2 separate regions of the Homo sapiens genome follow, and region 2 is linked to region 1. A link is a loop called in an ENCODE intact Hi-C map of the cell type or tissue named here. Cell type or tissue: heart left ventricle. All regions are shown on one strand. Links, peaks and the distances in the headings refer to the core of each region. The heading gives the core; the rest is flanking DNA. Region 1 has its middle 29 kb from the start of IFNGR2. Region 2 has its middle 22 kb from the start of EPCIP.

Region 1 (8,339 bases), core at 17-8,016:
ATTTCCTTGACATAGTTCAAGATGGTGATTCAGAAGGGCTAGAAATACAAGAGCAACTAAAACGCTGTCTTTTGTCAGGGAGATTTGCATCTGTCGAGAAAATCTGCACGGATGCAACCAGGCTTCCTCTCAGGCCCTCCCTTGTCCTATCCAGGAAAGATTAACTGAGAGTCAGACATCTTTAAAGGTCCGAAAAGCATTCATCACCTATTCTCTCTGAGCACTGCTATCTGTAAACTTTCTAACAAGACCACCTTTGCTAACCAGACCTCATCTTCTCCCCCTCCCATACCTGTTTTGCCATGATTCAAGTCCCCATTCTGTCTGTACACTCAGGAAGGCATGGAAGCTACTGAGCCCCACTGGGGAGTTGGGGTCATCACTCTGGGGTTCTCCTGTGTGCACGTTAATACATTTGAATGCCTTTTATCCTTTTAATCTGCCCTTTTTTTTTTTTTCTGAGATGGAGTCTCACTCTGTTGCCCAGGCTGGAGTGCAGTGGCATGATCTCGGCTCACTGCAGCTTCCACTTCCCAGGTTCAAGTGATTTCAAGTGATTCTCATGCCTCAGCCTCCCAAATAGCTGGGATTATAGGCACGCCCCACCACACCTGTCTAGTTTTTCTATTTTTAGTAGAGACAGGGTTTCGCCACGTTGGTCAGGCTGGTCTCAAATTCCTGGGTTCAAGCGATCCACCCATCTCAGCCTCCCAAAGTGCTGGGATTATAGGTGTGAGCCACCAGGCCCAGCCTTTATCAGCCTTTTGTCCACTGATTTTTCAGCAAAACCTCAGAGGGTGAAGAGGAAGTTTTCCCTTCGTCACCATAACAGTCATCATAAATGTTTAAAATCCTGATTTTCATGTTGCTAATCGAAGCTGAGTGTTGGGAACTCAGCTGAGTGGCTCATTATACTTCTCTCTAATTTCAGGAACATATAAAATTTCCCATAATAAAACCTTCAAAAATTTGTACAATGATTGATTGGTCAGCAGGCAATTTGAGTAGTTCCTACTTACATTATTTTTGTAAGCAAATATTAATAAGTGCCAGCCTTCTTAAAGGGCTTGTCACCCAGTCACTGGAATCATTCTGTTTCTCAACTGAGTTGTCTCTTAGCTTGTGCCCCAGAGATTTTCACACCCAGGTCATCCTAGTGAGAGTCCAAGGGTGGGAGAGAGGAGCATGCTTTTCTTTATGAAGTAAAGGAAGGGTGATTGTGGAAGGGAAGGTGGAAAAGAACCTCAAAACGTGGGCCCTGAAGATGAATTGTAGGCAAAAGCACTTATGGAAGCTGAGAGATTGCAAATTAATTGCATTAAAGCAGTGGTGGCAGTTTTACCCCCAGAGGAATTTCGCATTGTCTGGAGACATTTTCGGTTGTCACAACTGGAGGGTGGGGGTAGGTGCTACTGGCATCTAGTGGGTACATGCACAGAACAGTCCCTTTTTCCCCACCCAAGTATCATCTGGCCCAAAACGTCAACAGTGACCAGGTGGAGAGACTATGCCTTAGACACATCTGTGTCCACACTTCTGGAAAATCACCAGAAACCCCTAAAATTGTGCATACTCTTTTTTTTTTTTTTTTTTTTTTGAGATGGAGTCTCACTCTGTTGCCCAGGCTGGAGTGCAGTGGCGCAATCTCGGCTCACTGCAAGCTCCTCTTCCCGGGTTCACGCCATTCTCCTGCGTCAGCCTCCCAAGTAGCTGGGACCACAGGCGCTCACCACCACGCCCAACTAATTTTTTTTTGTATTTTTTTCATAGAGACGGGGTTTCACCATGTTAGCCAGGATGGTCTCGATCTCCTGACCTCGTGATCCACCCATCTCAGCCTCCCAAAGTGCTGGGATTACAGGCGTGAGCCACCGCGCCTGGCCAAAGTGTGCATACACTTGACTTTGTTACTTTGAGAGACGTATTTCAATTTTTCTGCTACTAAAAGTGATTGCTTCTACTTGGGAAGGTATGAGCATGGGATGTAGCATTTGTCACTGCAGAGAGGCCAGCAGCCCCCAGGTCTGTAGCAAGACACCCATGCCCTCACTTAATGCTGAAGGAGACCATTGGACTGGCTCCAGAGGGCACCGCCCAGGTGCGCGGGTGCGGTAGGATTGTTTTTGGGGAACCCTGGGGCCAGGCCTCACCTTGTGGGTGGAGTAGAGAGGTTGCTCCTAAAAGAAATGAGAATGGGCCTGTAATCCCAGCACTTTGGGAGGCCGAGACGGGCGGATCACGAGGTCAGGAGATCGAGACCATCTTGGCTAACACGGTGAAACCCCGTTTCTACTAAAAATACAAAAAATTACCCGGGCATGGTGGTGGGCGCCTGTAGTCCCAGCTACTTGGGAGGCTGAGGCAGGAGAATGGCATGAACCTGGGAGGCGGAGCTTGCAGTGAGCCGAGATCGCGCCACTGCACTCCAACCTGGGAGGCACAGCGAGACTCCGTCTCAAAAAAAAAAAAAAGAAATGAGAATGGGCGGGCGCCGTGGCTCACGCCTGTAATCCCAGCACTTTGGGAGGCTGAGGCGGGCAGATCATGAGGTCAAGAGATCAAGACCAGCCTGGCCAACATGGTGAAACCCCGTCTCTACTAAAAATACAAAAATTAGCTGGGCGCGGTGGTGCGCACCTGTAGTTCCAGCTACTCGGGAGCCTGAGGCAGGAGAATTGCTTGAATCTGAGAGGCGGAGGCTGCAGTGAGCCGAGATCGCGCCACTGCACTCCAGCCTGCTAATAGAGTGAGACTCCGAAAAAAAAAAAAAACAACGAGAGTGAGCCTCAGCCCTCCTGGGAAGCAAATGAAATGAACTTCAGGCCAGGAAATGAAGACTTGAAGGAATCCATAATCCCTGATTCAGGGAGGCACCTCTCCCTCCCTCTGATCTCAAGGTGCGTGGGCATCTACCAGGGTGAGAGATTTGCCTGAGGGCACTGTGATTCTGAAGAGGTTGGCCTGGCTCCTTAGCAGACAGGAGGCCCTTCAAGGCCCTGAGTTCATTCCTGTGGGTTCCAAGCATGGCCCCAGCATGGCAGCATTAACAAGTGACTGCCTGGGTAGGAATTCCCTTCCTTTACCCATAAACCTTCAGGGAAGTCACATTAAAGCTGTAATCTTGTCACCACTATCTCTTTGGAAAATGAAGGGAGGGATTTATGCCCAGAGTTGGCTGAACCAGTAGAGAGACAAGCAAAAGGCAGGAGGTGCCAGTGTGGTGAGCAGACCCCTTGGGGAATAGTAAGCAGGCTCTGCTACCAGATGACCAGTTTCTTCGAAACTGGGAGAATTCATCTGAAATGATTATTTATGAAGTTCAAGTATATATTCACCCTGAGCAAGAAGAGTTTATTTGATTTCATTAAAATCATAACTGCATGGAAAACAAGTTGGTAAAATAAAGCATTTGTGTTGCACGTGTTTTCCTCTAAAATTAAACTGGGATTATACCCAAAAGCTGCCTTCTGTAACCAGCTCTGTACCAGTTTGGCTGGTATCTACTTCCTGAAACTCACATCTTTATGACAATAATCATCAAGAATAAATACATGAAGCAAAGCTGGGTCTTCCTAGTTCTGTTGCTGCTTGTCACTTCAGGGAAAGGAAGTTGAAAGAAAGAAGACCGAGTATATTTGTTCATCCTACAAACTGTGTGAGTGTATTGTATGCCCTATAAGGTGCACATCTACTCATTGCCAGGTTCAAGGATCTTTGACTTGGACAAAGTAGAAATTTGGGATGTATACTGCTTTTGGGACTTTCCTTCAACTGTAAACAATTATTATGGAGAAGCATACATTTCTCTGATTCTTTGTTGGCCTTTCAGCCTCTTGACCCACTTCCTCAAATGTATAGTGGTTTTTATATTAAATTTTCCCCTTGACTAAGCAAAGCATGTAGTGTCCAGTTACACTTCCTCTTCAATAGGGAAATGCTTATTTTTTCTATTTGTAGAACTTAAAAGCAAACAGTTGCAATATGAAAAAAATTACTTAGTTCACCCCCCTAGAGTGTGGAAATGGATGATTCAGAATTATTATCAAGTATTTCTTTTGGAGGTTGTACAAAGTTCAGATTCGCAATTAGGCACAAAACAATGTCTTGAAGGGATAGGGACTCCAGGGTACAGTAACCCAATTTGAATTCCAGCCCTGCCACCTACTGGCCGTGTGACTTTGGGCAAATAACTTTAGGTCTCTGTACCTAAAACCCCAAGAAGTGCTTGGTAAGTATTATATAATAATTATAGTAATAAACATAAACTTGGCATGCTCATGCTCACATCGGTATCACAGGGACATTGTAAAGAGAAATGATGAGCATGCAGCTTCTAGCGCAGTTCATAGTTGCAGTATTATCTAGATGATTCTAGGGTCATGTGCTTCAGTCACTTTTTTTTTTTTTCAATAGAGGCAAGGTCTTGCTATGTTGCCCAGATTGGTCTTGAACTCCTGGGCTCAAGTGATCCTCCTGTCTCAGCTTCCCAAAGTGCTGGGATTACAGGCATGAGCCACTGCACTCAACCAAGACACATTTTCCTTCACACACACACACAAGTCCTCCATTATAAAATGGGAGGTGCTGATGCTGATTTTAAACCAAATCAAACCGTCCCACTCTTCAGTCTTTTCCCATCAACATAAGTAGCCACTCCTTCCTTCCAGTCGCTAAGGTCAAAAACCTTATGCCACCCCTGACTCCTGCCTTTCTCATGACCCGCATTCTATCTGTCAGGAAATCGCACCCATGCTACCAAAATACCTCCACTCTGACCACTTTTACCACTTCCACTGCTACTACCCTGGTCCAAGCCACCATTCAGAAAATTAGGACACATCTAAAAAGCATCTTCACAGAAACATCTAGAATAATGTCTGACCGAATGCCTGGGTAGCATAACCTAGTGAAATTGACACATAACATTAACTATCACATGATGTTAAATAAATGATCAAATAGTTGATCCATTAAAATAAGAGTTCAAATGGCTTAGTTTAAGCTAGTGTCATTGAAAGAAAAAAACACACCATTTAAAAAATATGTTCAGGCTGGGCAAGATGGCTCACGCCTGTAATTCCAACACTTTGGGAGGCTGAGGTGGGTGGATCACCTGAGATCAGGAGTTCAAAACCAGCCTGGCCAACATGGCGAAACCCCATCTCTTCTAAAAATACAAAAATTAGGGAGGGTGAGGCAGCAGAATCGCTTAAACCCAGGAGACAGAGGTTGCAGTGAGCTGAGATCGTGCCACTGCACTCCAGTCTGGGAAACAGAGCAAGACTCCATCTCAAAAAAAAAAAAAAAAAAAGTTCAAATTTCAGGGTTTTTAAAATAGACATATTTTTTTCTCTAATGCTAATTTCATTTAAGGTGTTTTCAAAAAGTTAAACAAAAATTTTTCTAAAACTAGATTGTGGTAGTATTTATATAACTCTGAAGTTAATAAGAATTATTGATGTATACATTTAAGATGGATGAGTTTGTGGCATGTAAATTATACCTAGATAAGGCTGTTTTTTTAATTGGGCAATAAATGAGCTGTTGATTATGTAAAAACATTCTATTTCAGGAAGAATATTTAAACAGAAAATTCCGGGGCTGAGACACAACTACACTTGATAGTATGCAATTATAAGTAGGATAAAATCGGGAGACACTTGAAAATTAGTATTACAGACAAAATCCTGAGTAGACACAAGAAAATAATATTTTTAAAATAATCTTTTAAAAATAATTTTTGGCCGACTGCGGTGGCTCATGCCTGTAATCCCAACTCTTTGGGAGGCCGAGGCGGGTGGATCATCTGAGGTCAGGAATTCAAGACCAGCCTGTCGAACATGGTGAAATACCAGCTCTCCTAAAATTACAAAAATTATCCAGGCATGGTGGCGGGTACCTGTAATCCCAGCTACTTGGGAGGCTGAGGCATGAGAATGGCTTGAACCTAGAAGGCAGAGGATGCAGTGAACCAAGACTGCGCCACTGCACTCCAGCCTGGGTGACAGAGTGAGACCCTGTCTCAAATAATAATAATAATAATAATAATAATAATTAATAATGATCTTTTTAAAAGGTAATAAGTTTTTTTCTTATAAATTTGAATGACACTGAAAATATCAACTGCTTTTGGAAGGAAAGAGCTAAAATGCACCCTTTGGATTTAGCCACAAAGAAGCCACTGGTGCCGTGACAGTGACACTCTCCCTTCGTGTTCAGCGACATCAGCACTGGGCTTCCGGAGGCACCTGGAGGAGGGAGCTTCCTTCCCACCTTGTCTTCCTCCAGCGCCACTCATCCCATGTAGGGGACAAACAAAACCTTCCAGAGGTGGGCACCGCTCACCTCTCGGTCCCTCATTTTCTCCCAGCAATCACACTGTGCTCAACCTGCCCTTTTCCTTATTTACTCTCCTTTCTATCTAGCACAGCCACCTTCTCTACTTTCTCCAATTTGCCAGTTTTTCTGGGATTTTTTTTTCCATGCTCTTAAAAATTTCCCATCCTCATGGCAGTGACCACAGTCACCGCAGCATTTTGACAGGTATGAAATGAGACTCATAGTTAGCCACTGTGTGCTCACCTGCTCTGAATATGGTGCCCTGAAAGTCCCTGGACTGTGAGAATTGACAGACACAGATGACCAGTCACCTCTTGACTCACATGAGGTCCAGAAACCCATCTGTACAGCTCCCTTCTTGCAAGGGATCTTAACTGGAGGAAGAGAAAACTCAGCCCCTTTTGACGAATGTCTCATGAATGCAGATGCTGGCTGGCGATAGAAAGGGTGGCAGAATTTGTAGACTGTAAGAACATTCTCCACCTAATTACCCCTTGGCCCAACCTCTATCATTCACTTGCTTCTCCAGTGCCCAGGAGCGATGGGACTAAGCAGGCAGTGCTGAAAGAACTGTGGGGACTCTGTCTGAAAGACCTGGCAAAAGAGCCGGAGCAGTCAGCAGCAGTGTCAGCAGCACAGAGAAGGCATAGCCAACAGCAACATAGCAGAGAAGGCAGGGCACAGCCAACAGTAGGGCTGCTTGCAGCAGGTGCATTTCTGAGGATATGTGTGAGCCCTGCTTTGCTGCCTAGGCTTCCCATCTGCTCTTCTCTCCCCACCCAGGAGCCCTTTGAAGAAATGGCGGAAGAGAAGGAGCCTTTCAAAAGCCAAAGCCTGGACTTCCAGCAACATAGCTAAGGGACAACTGGATTGTTGAGATTTGAGATTCTCTATAAAGGCGATACAGTATACACACACGCTGTGTGGAGCCTGGGACATTCCAGAGATGTTGGTATATGGCAAAGCAATTTATTTGCATACATTTGACATGTATCCAGTCACTTTCCCAAGCTCATGGATACTGGCAAAGCTGTCTTGTTTATTTGTTTGTTTTGAGACAAAGTCGTGCTCTGTTGCCCAGGCTGGAGTGCAGTAGCACCATCCTGGCTCACTGCAACCTGTGCCTCCCAGATTCAAGCGATTTAGAGCCTCAGCCTCCTGAGTAGCTGTAATTACAGGTGCGCCACCACACCCGGCTAGTTTGTGTACTTTTAGTAAAGACGGGGTTCCGCCATATTGGCCAGGCTGGTCTTGAACTCCTGGCCTCAGGTGACCCTCCCACCTCGGCCTCCCAAAGTGCTGCGATTACAGGCATGAGCCACCATGCCCGGCCATGGCAAAGCTTTTAATTGCATCTAAGTGTTTTAGAACAGTAGTTCTCAAAGTATCCAGAACTCCTTTCAGAGGGGATGCAAGGTCAAAACTGTTTTCATAACCAACCAAGAGATGAATTGTCTTTTTCACTATCATTCTTTCAGTGGGATATGCAATGGGATTTTCTAGCGGCTGCATATGTGATATTGCACCCGTGCAGAGCAGAGCAGATGTAAAAACCCAGCTTCCTTCTATTAGGACAGAAACTAAAGAGATGTTTTAAAATCTCTTTTTAAAGAATAGCAATTTTGGCCGGGCGCGGTTGCTCACGCCTGTATTCCCAGCACTTTGGGAGGCCGAGGCGGGCAGATCACTTAAGGTCAGGAGTTTGTGACCAGCCTGACCAACATGGTGAAACCCTATCTCTACTAAAAATACAAAAAGTTAGCCGGGCATGGTGGCATATGCTTGTAATCCCAGCTACTTGGGAGGCTGAGGCAGGAGAATCGCTTGAACCCAGGAGGCAGAGGTTGTACTGAGCCAAGATCGCACCGCTGCACTCCAGCCTGGGCGACAAGAACGAAACTCTGTCTCAAAATACATAAATCAAAATTAAATGGCAAAACTCTGGAGAATGCTGGAGGAATGTGTGACCTCCAAATTAAGCAGAGCATCTGTGAGCTGGA
Region 2 (8,339 bases), core at 238-8,237, 540 kb before region 1:
ACAAGAATTAGCATATCCATCATTTCAAACATTTATCATTCGTTTGTATGGGGGACATTTGATATCCTCCTTCTAGCTGTTTGAAACCACATATTATTTTTGACTACAGTCATCCTACAATGGTATAGAACACTGGAACTTATTCCTCCTTGACGCTATTTTATATGATGCCCTCTACTCTAGAATTGTTGTTCTAAACAACAGAATGTTAGTTACTCTCTTTTCTAGATAATCAGAATGTTAGTTACCCTCTTTATTGTTATTTTGTCTAAAATTGATGTGGCGATCCTAGATTTTTTTTTTGGTTCCTATTTGTCTGGTATATCTTTATTCATCACTTTATTCCCTTGTCCTCCATATGTTTTGGATTATCTTTTATAAATAGAATGTAACTGATTTTTTTTCTTTTTGAGACAGAGTCTCGCACTTTCCCCCAGGCTGGAGTGCAGTGGGACGATCTTGGCTCACTGCAACCTCCGCCTCCTGGGTTCAAGCGATTCTCCTGCCTCAGCCTCCTGAGTAGCCGGGATTACAGGAGCCCACCACCACCCCCAGCATTTTTTTTAGTATTTTTAGTAGAGACTGGGTTTCACCATGTTGGCCAGGCTGGTTTCGATCTCCTGACCGCATGATCTGCCTGCCTCAGCCTCCCAAAGTGCTGGGACCACAGGCGTGAGCCACCGCGCCCGGCCTTTTTTTTTTTTTTGATGGAGTTTCGCAACCTCTGCCTCCCAGGTTCAAGCTCTTCTCCTGCCTCAGGCTCCCAAGTAGCTGGGATTACAGGCATGTGGCACCACGCCTGGCTAATTTTGTATTTTTAGTAGAGACAGGGTTTCTCCATGTTGGTCAGGATGGTCTCGAACTCCTGACTTCAGGTGATCTACCTGCCTTGGCCTCCCAAAGTGCTGGGATTACAGGCATGAGCCACTGCGCCCAGCCAAATATAACTGATTTTTAAATCTAATCTGTTTTTACTGTGGGAATTTGAGCCATTAATATTATTATGGTATATTTAGGTTTGTATTTATTATCTTACTCCATCATGAATTTTTTTTATCCCAATCACCTTCTTCATTTTAATTCTAAGCTTTCTGAGGTTTGTTTTGTGGAGATGGGGTCTTGCTGTGTCACTCAGACTGGAATGCAGTGGTGCAATCATAGCTCAGCTGCGGCCTCTAACTCCTCGGCTCAGGTGATCCTCCCACCTCGGCCTCCTGACTAGCTGGGACTACAAGTTGCATGCCACCACACTCAGTTAATTTTTAAATATTTTGTACTGATGAGGGTCTTGCTACGTTCATCAGGCTGGTCTCAAACTCCTGGTGTCAAGGGATTCTCCCACCTCGGCCTCCCAAAGTGGTGGGATTACAGGCGTGAGCCACCTTGCATGGCCAACAGGATCTCTTGATAGTATGTTTCCAAAAAAAAAAAAGATCATCAAATCAGAATACCACACAAGGAAGCTTTGCTAACATGAGCTTCTGTTCTTCGCCTATGGAATCTGACTGAGTCCATGGTGCTGGATTTGGTGAAGCGTTGGACAAAGGAGTCATCCTAGGTACATAAACAAGAGGAAAGTACAAGTGATAATGAGGGAAACAGCAAGTTCATCATGAACTACAGATAACCTCTACTTTCATTTCTTTTCCTGTCTAGCTTAGGTGGGTTCTGGTAATTCCCCTGGGAATGAAGTGCCCAATTCTTATTTCTTTTTTTTCCTTTTTCTTTTCTTGTCTTTTTTTTTTGAGACAGAGTCTTTCTCTGTCGCCGAGGCTGGAGTGCAGTGGCGCGATCTCGGCTCACTGCAAGCTCCGCCTCCCGGGTTCACACCATTCTCCTGCCTCAGCTTTCCCAGTAGCTGGGACTACAGGCGCCCGCCAGCACGCCCGGCTAATTTTTTTGTATTTTTAGTAGAGACGGGGTTTCACTGTGTTAGGCAGGATGGTCTCGATCTCCTGACTTCGTGATCCGCCCGCCTCGGCCTCCCAAAGTGCTGGGATTACAGGCGTGAGCCACTGCGCCCGGCCGGCAGAGCAATTTTTACCTGTTCTCTGAAGATTTTCCAGCTCACTCCAGGCGACATGTTTTCTCCATTTCCTGACTGCCAGGGTGCTAGGGGGCATCATCACCAGGTTTTCAAGTATGTTCTGTGTTCTACGATGGTTTCCTGTTGTTAACCCTTTCATCTTACTATTTCTTTGAGAGTAGAAGCCATGCTTTAGTAAGTGCTTAATAACACCCAATAAATATTTGTCGACTAGTCCATTAGTTGAAGTCTAGCCCCCTAAGCCTCCGTTTTTCCCCAGGAAACTGTCAGTCCCCAACTCTGTTGCTTGCCTTCACAAGCTAATATCCACACTACAGAAAAGGACCAAAGAGGCAGGATTGGGCCCCAGATATGGATAAATCATTGTGGCCAGATATATCTCAGGACAAAAGTGGGAACTTGGTTTCTTGGTTTTGGAGAGCTCATTGGCTATAGAGTACTGCAAACATTTTTGTACTTAAGTGTCATTTTAAAGCTCAAGTTGGTTTCTCTACATGATATGGTCTTTTTCTCCCTACCTTGGGAAATTAGTGTTATTTTAAAAATGGTCTTAAAACATATTGATGCCCACTTGTTTTTCATAAGGAAATATGAAAAATGTTCAGACTTCACCAGTGGTTAAACAACGCAAATGGTGGCAACTTATATAATTAGCCAACCTGTTTTAAAACGAAATTTTGCTATGCTGGTGAGGTCTTGGCAAAGTGCTACATCCATATGTAGCCAGTTACAATGTAAGTTGGTTCAACCCTTTGAAAAGCAGGTAGCAATTCTGATCTAAGAACCATAAAAATGTTTATTTCTTTATTTTTGATCAAATAGTCCTAGGTTCTGGAATCTATCCTAGACAAAGCATCTAAAGGGAGTTGAATGCTCTGTGTTTGAAAATGTTCACTTTAATCTTTATTTTTAGCATGGAAAACTGGGAAACAAGCTACTAATAACTACCACTTGTCTGGCTCTGCAGTTCACAAGCAGCTGTCACATGTATCATTTCCTTTGATTTTACCGTGTCCCTGGGAAGTAGGTGCGGTTGTGACCCTTGCTTCATGGATGAAGAGACATGTTCAGAGTGGTTAAGATACACAGATCACACTGTTGGAATAAAAGCAGAACAAAGCTGAGGTTTTCTGATTCCAGGGGCTGATCGTGCAGTATGACATCCCTTTATATCTGTGTCTGGCAACAGGGTAAATGTTAACCCAGGAACGTGAGTGTAAGTATCTAGCATTAACATAATTATTTTGAAAGCAACATAGCAATATTAAAAAATACTAGGCTGAAAAAAAGTACAAAAAAATCACATATTTGCTGTAATTATTACATAAAATTAGATAGCCATCATACTTAAGGACTGGAAGGGAAGGGAAGAAATGAAAGTCATTGAGAGGTTTCCTTTCATTTTAGTACCACTGTGCTTATCATTTCATATTGCTGGGAACCATCTGGCACTCTTTGGCTCTTGAATGGAATCATAATTTTCTTAGGAAAAGTTATATATATAGAAACGCATTGCACCGGGTTGCACTCGCTTTGAGAACACTAAATATAAAATTTCCTGGAATTATAGATTCACAGAGTCACAAAGGCCTATGAGGGAAGGACCAGTGCTGGTGACAGAGAGAGGCTGAGCGCAGCAGTCCCCAGCCCATGTTCTGGCTGTTTCATCTCAATGACACTTGGGAAGCGAACCTTGTGTGGAGCATGGAGGGGTGGGACCTCCTTGTGAGGCTGACAAAAGAGGGCTGGGCTTGCCAAATGAAATCAGGCCTTGGGAGGGTGGAGGAGCCTCCATTGTCCTCAGCGCCAGTGATTAAATGCCGGATTACAGAGGAAACATTCTTTCCATCCTCCCCAGCCCCCAACCTCAGCCCATCAGGCCCATTCACAAGGCTCCTTCCCCCAAATATTGGCCACGGTGCCTTCTATTTATCACCCTCACAGAGGACACTACAACCCACACAAAGGGGCTTCAGGAGGCTAATGTAAACCAGGTAATAGAAGAAATCAAGAGCTGACACCTCAAAAATGCCACAGGGGCTGTGGGGCAAAGGAAAAGACATATGGTGTGAAAAGCACCTCCCAGACGCTGCTCCGCTCTCACGCTCTGCCTGTAGTTGGCACTCGGTTATTTTCTTGTACCTTCTACTGGCCAAGCACTCATGCCTTGCTGCACATCTAGCTAGTTTTCTCTCTTTTCCAGACGAGACATGTCATGTCGGGTAGCATCATTTGCAACAGCCTCGTCATCCAGCTGACATGGATATTTGGTTCTCCTTTGTTACTAAGGCCTTGCCTTTCCAGGAGCATCCACATAGACTCTGCCAGAATGTCATCAGACTAGGCTAGTATCTTGGGCTCAGCTTAATATTCTCTCAGCCTGACATATTGGATCACAGCAGTTAGGACAGAAATTTTGAAAGGTTGGGGAGAGAGCTGTATGGGAATAGTGCCTGGAATAAATAGATACAAACATTTTAGAACTACTGCATAGACCTAGATGTTCATCAAAGTATTCATTTGCTTTTTAAAAGGAAAATATTGTGAAGTGTCTTCCAAATAGGCAGTGAGTAAATACATGCTGCAGGTGGAATGAACGAGTGACTTAGGGAATCAGAACACAAACTGTCATGCCAGATTGCTTGGACTTTGTGACTTACTACCTAAGTGACCTTGAACAAGCTCAGTTTCCTTGTCTGAAAAGTGGAGATAATGGTGATGATAATGATGATAGTACTTGCCTCACAGGATTGAAAGCATTATGTAACAAGCTCTCAGATCATCATCTGTTACAGAATACATGCTGTAGGAAGTGTGAGCTACTATTATTATTATTACTTGCTTACAGCAAATAAATCCTAGAGGTGTATTAGCAGCACCAACTTTCCTACAGAGCCAAAGAATATAGAAATGCCAGTATGGAGAGGGATAATTCTGATTATTTCTTTTTTTTTTTTTTTTTTGAGACATAGTCTTGCTGTCTCCCAGGCTGGAGTGTGGTGGTGCAATCTCAGCTCACTGCAACCTCTGCCTCCTGGGTTTAAGCAACTCTACTGCCTCAGCCTCCCAAGTAGCTGGGACTACAGGCGCATGCCACCATGCCCAGCTAATTTTTTGTATTATAGTAGAGATGGGGTTTCACAGCGTTGCCCAGGCTGGTCTCGAACTCCTGAGCTCAGGTAATCTGCCCACCTCAGCCTCCCAAAGTGCTGGGATTACAGCCATGAGCCACTGCACCTGGCCCTGATTATCTCTTTATACTGTATGTCCTTAAGTACAATTCTTAAAGAAAATACTAGCACATAGAATTTAGAAGTTTGTTGAAATGCAAAAATCATAGGAATGCAAGGATGGCTTGCTATTATGTTTATTATCATAATTTACTATATTAATAGGTAATGGAAGAAAAAACCCATAATTATAGTTTTGTGACCCAAAGAGCTTTTTTTGTCAAAATTTGACAATCATTTCTTCATTTTAAAAGTTTCAATTAGGAATAGATTCTGGACACAATAAATTAACATGTAAACACATATGCACGTATTAGTTGAAAAACCATCATGATGCTAAATGGCAAAATGCTAAAACCATTTTTTCCGTTATTAAAGACAATATTGGTCACCATGGAAACTATTTTTTTAATACTGTTCTAGGAGTACTGGCCAGTGCAATTAGATAAGAGGAAAAAAAGCTGTAAATATGGGGAAAATTATTTGCAGATTACATCATTATATATCTCTAAAATCCATATAAATCAATTGAAAAGCTGTTAGAAATAATATGACTAAGTACCTGGTTATAAAGTTAGTTATACAAAAATTAATAGGCTTTTTCTGTACATAAATATAATGGGATGAATTGATCAATTTCAAGTCTGATTGGCTGGATGATTTTTTTTTCCTCTGCAAACCAGACCTTCTCTGCCTCTGAGCAGTGGTCTGTAACAGGATGAATTTCTGTTGGATCAGCTGAAGTGGTGGCTTGGGCAGTGAGGCAATTCTTCATCAAGACATACCTTTTTGTTGCTTCTAATTACCTGCTGGCAGGAACTAAAAGTGTGTCTCTTGTATGCATGCCATGTGTGTAAAATTAGAGTCTTTGAAATTGTTCAAATAAAGAGGATTAGTTATAGTTGTAGGGAGATATAAAGACTAAGCCAAAAGAAGCAGAGTTTATCTGCCTTCACACTTCACCCATCTGTTAACCCGGCTGAGACACATTTTCTTGTAGCATTAGTATTTTATGCACTGTTTTTCTTGATATAGTAACAGATTTAATTCATTCTTTATGGTAATAGATCCCTTGTATCCATAAAGAAAGAACATATTCCATCATTACCTTAATATCATGTCTAATACAGAGTGGCCGTACAATTGGAAAGTTATTTCTCAGACCACTAAACTTACACATAAATGTTAAACACTGTATATTACTTTTAAGCTTACTTTTGATCTGCTATCAAACCTAAGAAGTTGTTTTATTTTGATTAACTCTATATAATAGTTAATTTTTTTCCTCTAAAATGTGTTTTAAAGGCTGAAGCTGTATTTGACATCATTTTTAAAGCTATGTGATTTATTCTTTTTTATTCTCCACTGTCAAATATACATATTTGAAGATATGTATGGTAATACCATTTTCAAGCACTAGCTAGTTTAAGGAGCATAGAGCATGGTAAGTGATATAAAACTTCATTCACCCATAAACCCCAAACCCCTAGTACTGAATGCCCACATATATCATCCTTACTATCAGAGAAATTATGTTTATAACATATGCTGAGTTCAAGACCAGCCTGGGCAACATGGCAAAATCCCACCTCTATGAAAAAATATGAAAATCAGCCAGGTGTGGTGGCGCACCTGTAGTCCCAGCTACCTGGGGGGCTGAGATGGGAGGATAACCTGAGCCCTGGCAGGTCAAGGCTGCAGTGAGCCATGATTGTGCCACTGCATTCCAGCCTGGGTGACAGAGTGAGACCCTGTCTCAAAAAAAAACAAAAGAGAAAAGCATTCAGCTTTTTGCTTCCTACATGTATGTCACCACATAAACAAAGGAAAGTGAGACTCAAGTTACCGTAAAAGAGTCCTTCACTGGAAGCAAATCCTCAACTGTTTTAGAAAAATGAGTTTATGATCATTATTATTTTGCTAAAAGGATTCTTTATTTCATCACAGGAACCTTCTACTAACCCCCTTTAGTCTAAAAAAGCTCTAATCTATAAAAATTAAAAATATATAGATCAATTTGATCCTTATAGTTTATCCATCCAATAATTTTTTGGTTAATATTTGCATGGCAGATAAATCTTTACTTCCCTTATTTCTACCTCCTGTATTGAGTGCTCAATCAACTTTTAAATAAATTATCACATGTATATATACATAATAAGATTACTTAACATTCCTATGTTGAATTTTGAATTTGTTTCATTTGTTCATTCATTCTTACATCCAACAGATATGGATTGCAAACCTACTACATGGCAAGCATAAGTGCCCCGGGGTTATGGCAGTGAACAAAATTCTTATCCTCATACAGTTTATCTTCTGATTTGGTGGATATGAGAAACTGGTGAACTTAAGCTTAAAATCAATCAGATGCTGAGTTTGTTATTAAAAAACAGAAAAGAGAGCTCAGGTTAAATACATGCACTAGCTAATCTAAATCTTTCTTGGAAGTAGACTTGGTACTAGTCTCTCAATTATCAATCATTTGGGCATTCTGTGATGATTTTATTATATCCTTAATTGCATTGCAGAAATGGAAAAAAAATTATCTCTTCCAATTGCCGTTCCCATCTGATGAGTCCTTCATGGGAGCAACAAGCAGCTGATTTGCCATCAGCTTTGTACCAGTGTAGGGGCTATTTTGGCAACAACATATGCTTTGGTGTCAGAGTAACTGACCTTCGAATCTTAGCTCTTACTATGATATTGGGCTAGTTACTTGATTTCTCTGAGCCCATTCTTCCATCTGTTAAACAGGCATATTAATCCTGCTTTAAAGGAGTATAATTCAGATTAATGAAATAATCGGTGTATAGTACCTGGCAGGTCAGAGCTCCCCTACCCAAGGTCCCCATTTAGTGGCAGAGCCAGGATTAGATCCCACATCACCTCACTCTGGTGCCAGTCCTTGTCTCGTACCATGTTTACATTTAATAATCTCTGGTGATTTTACTCACATGACGAGACAATAGATTTATTCATCATTTATTAAGAAGACATTGAGTTCTTTGCTGTGCTGCCTCTTTGACCTCTCTGGGCCAAAAATGAGGGAGTTGTATGAG

The links. Hi-C counts contacts between places; a loop is a spot of excess contacts. Peaks named below come from ENCODE experiments on the same cell type or tissue, not always from the same donor. Only the 100,000 strongest peaks of a DNase experiment are listed, where the experiment ranks them.
Region 2: it touches region 1 in a loop (2.9-fold over the local background); 13 of 110 quality-filtered maps call a loop at or near these places.

Annotation. Positions count from the first base shown.
Region 1 is chr21:33,370,678-33,379,016 of GRCh38, forward strand. No RefSeq gene overlaps it. Among named protein-coding and RNA genes, the nearest start is that of IFNGR2, 29 kb to the right of the region's middle. In heart left ventricle, for the core only: a CTCF peak has its summit at 4,172 (motif pointing left); a DNase peak (open chromatin) is centred at 4,170; H3K27ac peaks cover 424 bases.
Region 2 is chr21:32,831,266-32,839,604 of GRCh38, forward strand. No RefSeq gene overlaps it. Among named protein-coding and RNA genes, the nearest start is that of EPCIP, 22 kb to the left of the region's middle. In heart left ventricle, for the core only: no CTCF peak of the experiment used is centred there; no DNase peak of the experiment used is centred there; H3K4me3 peaks cover 394 bases; H3K27me3 peaks cover 983 bases.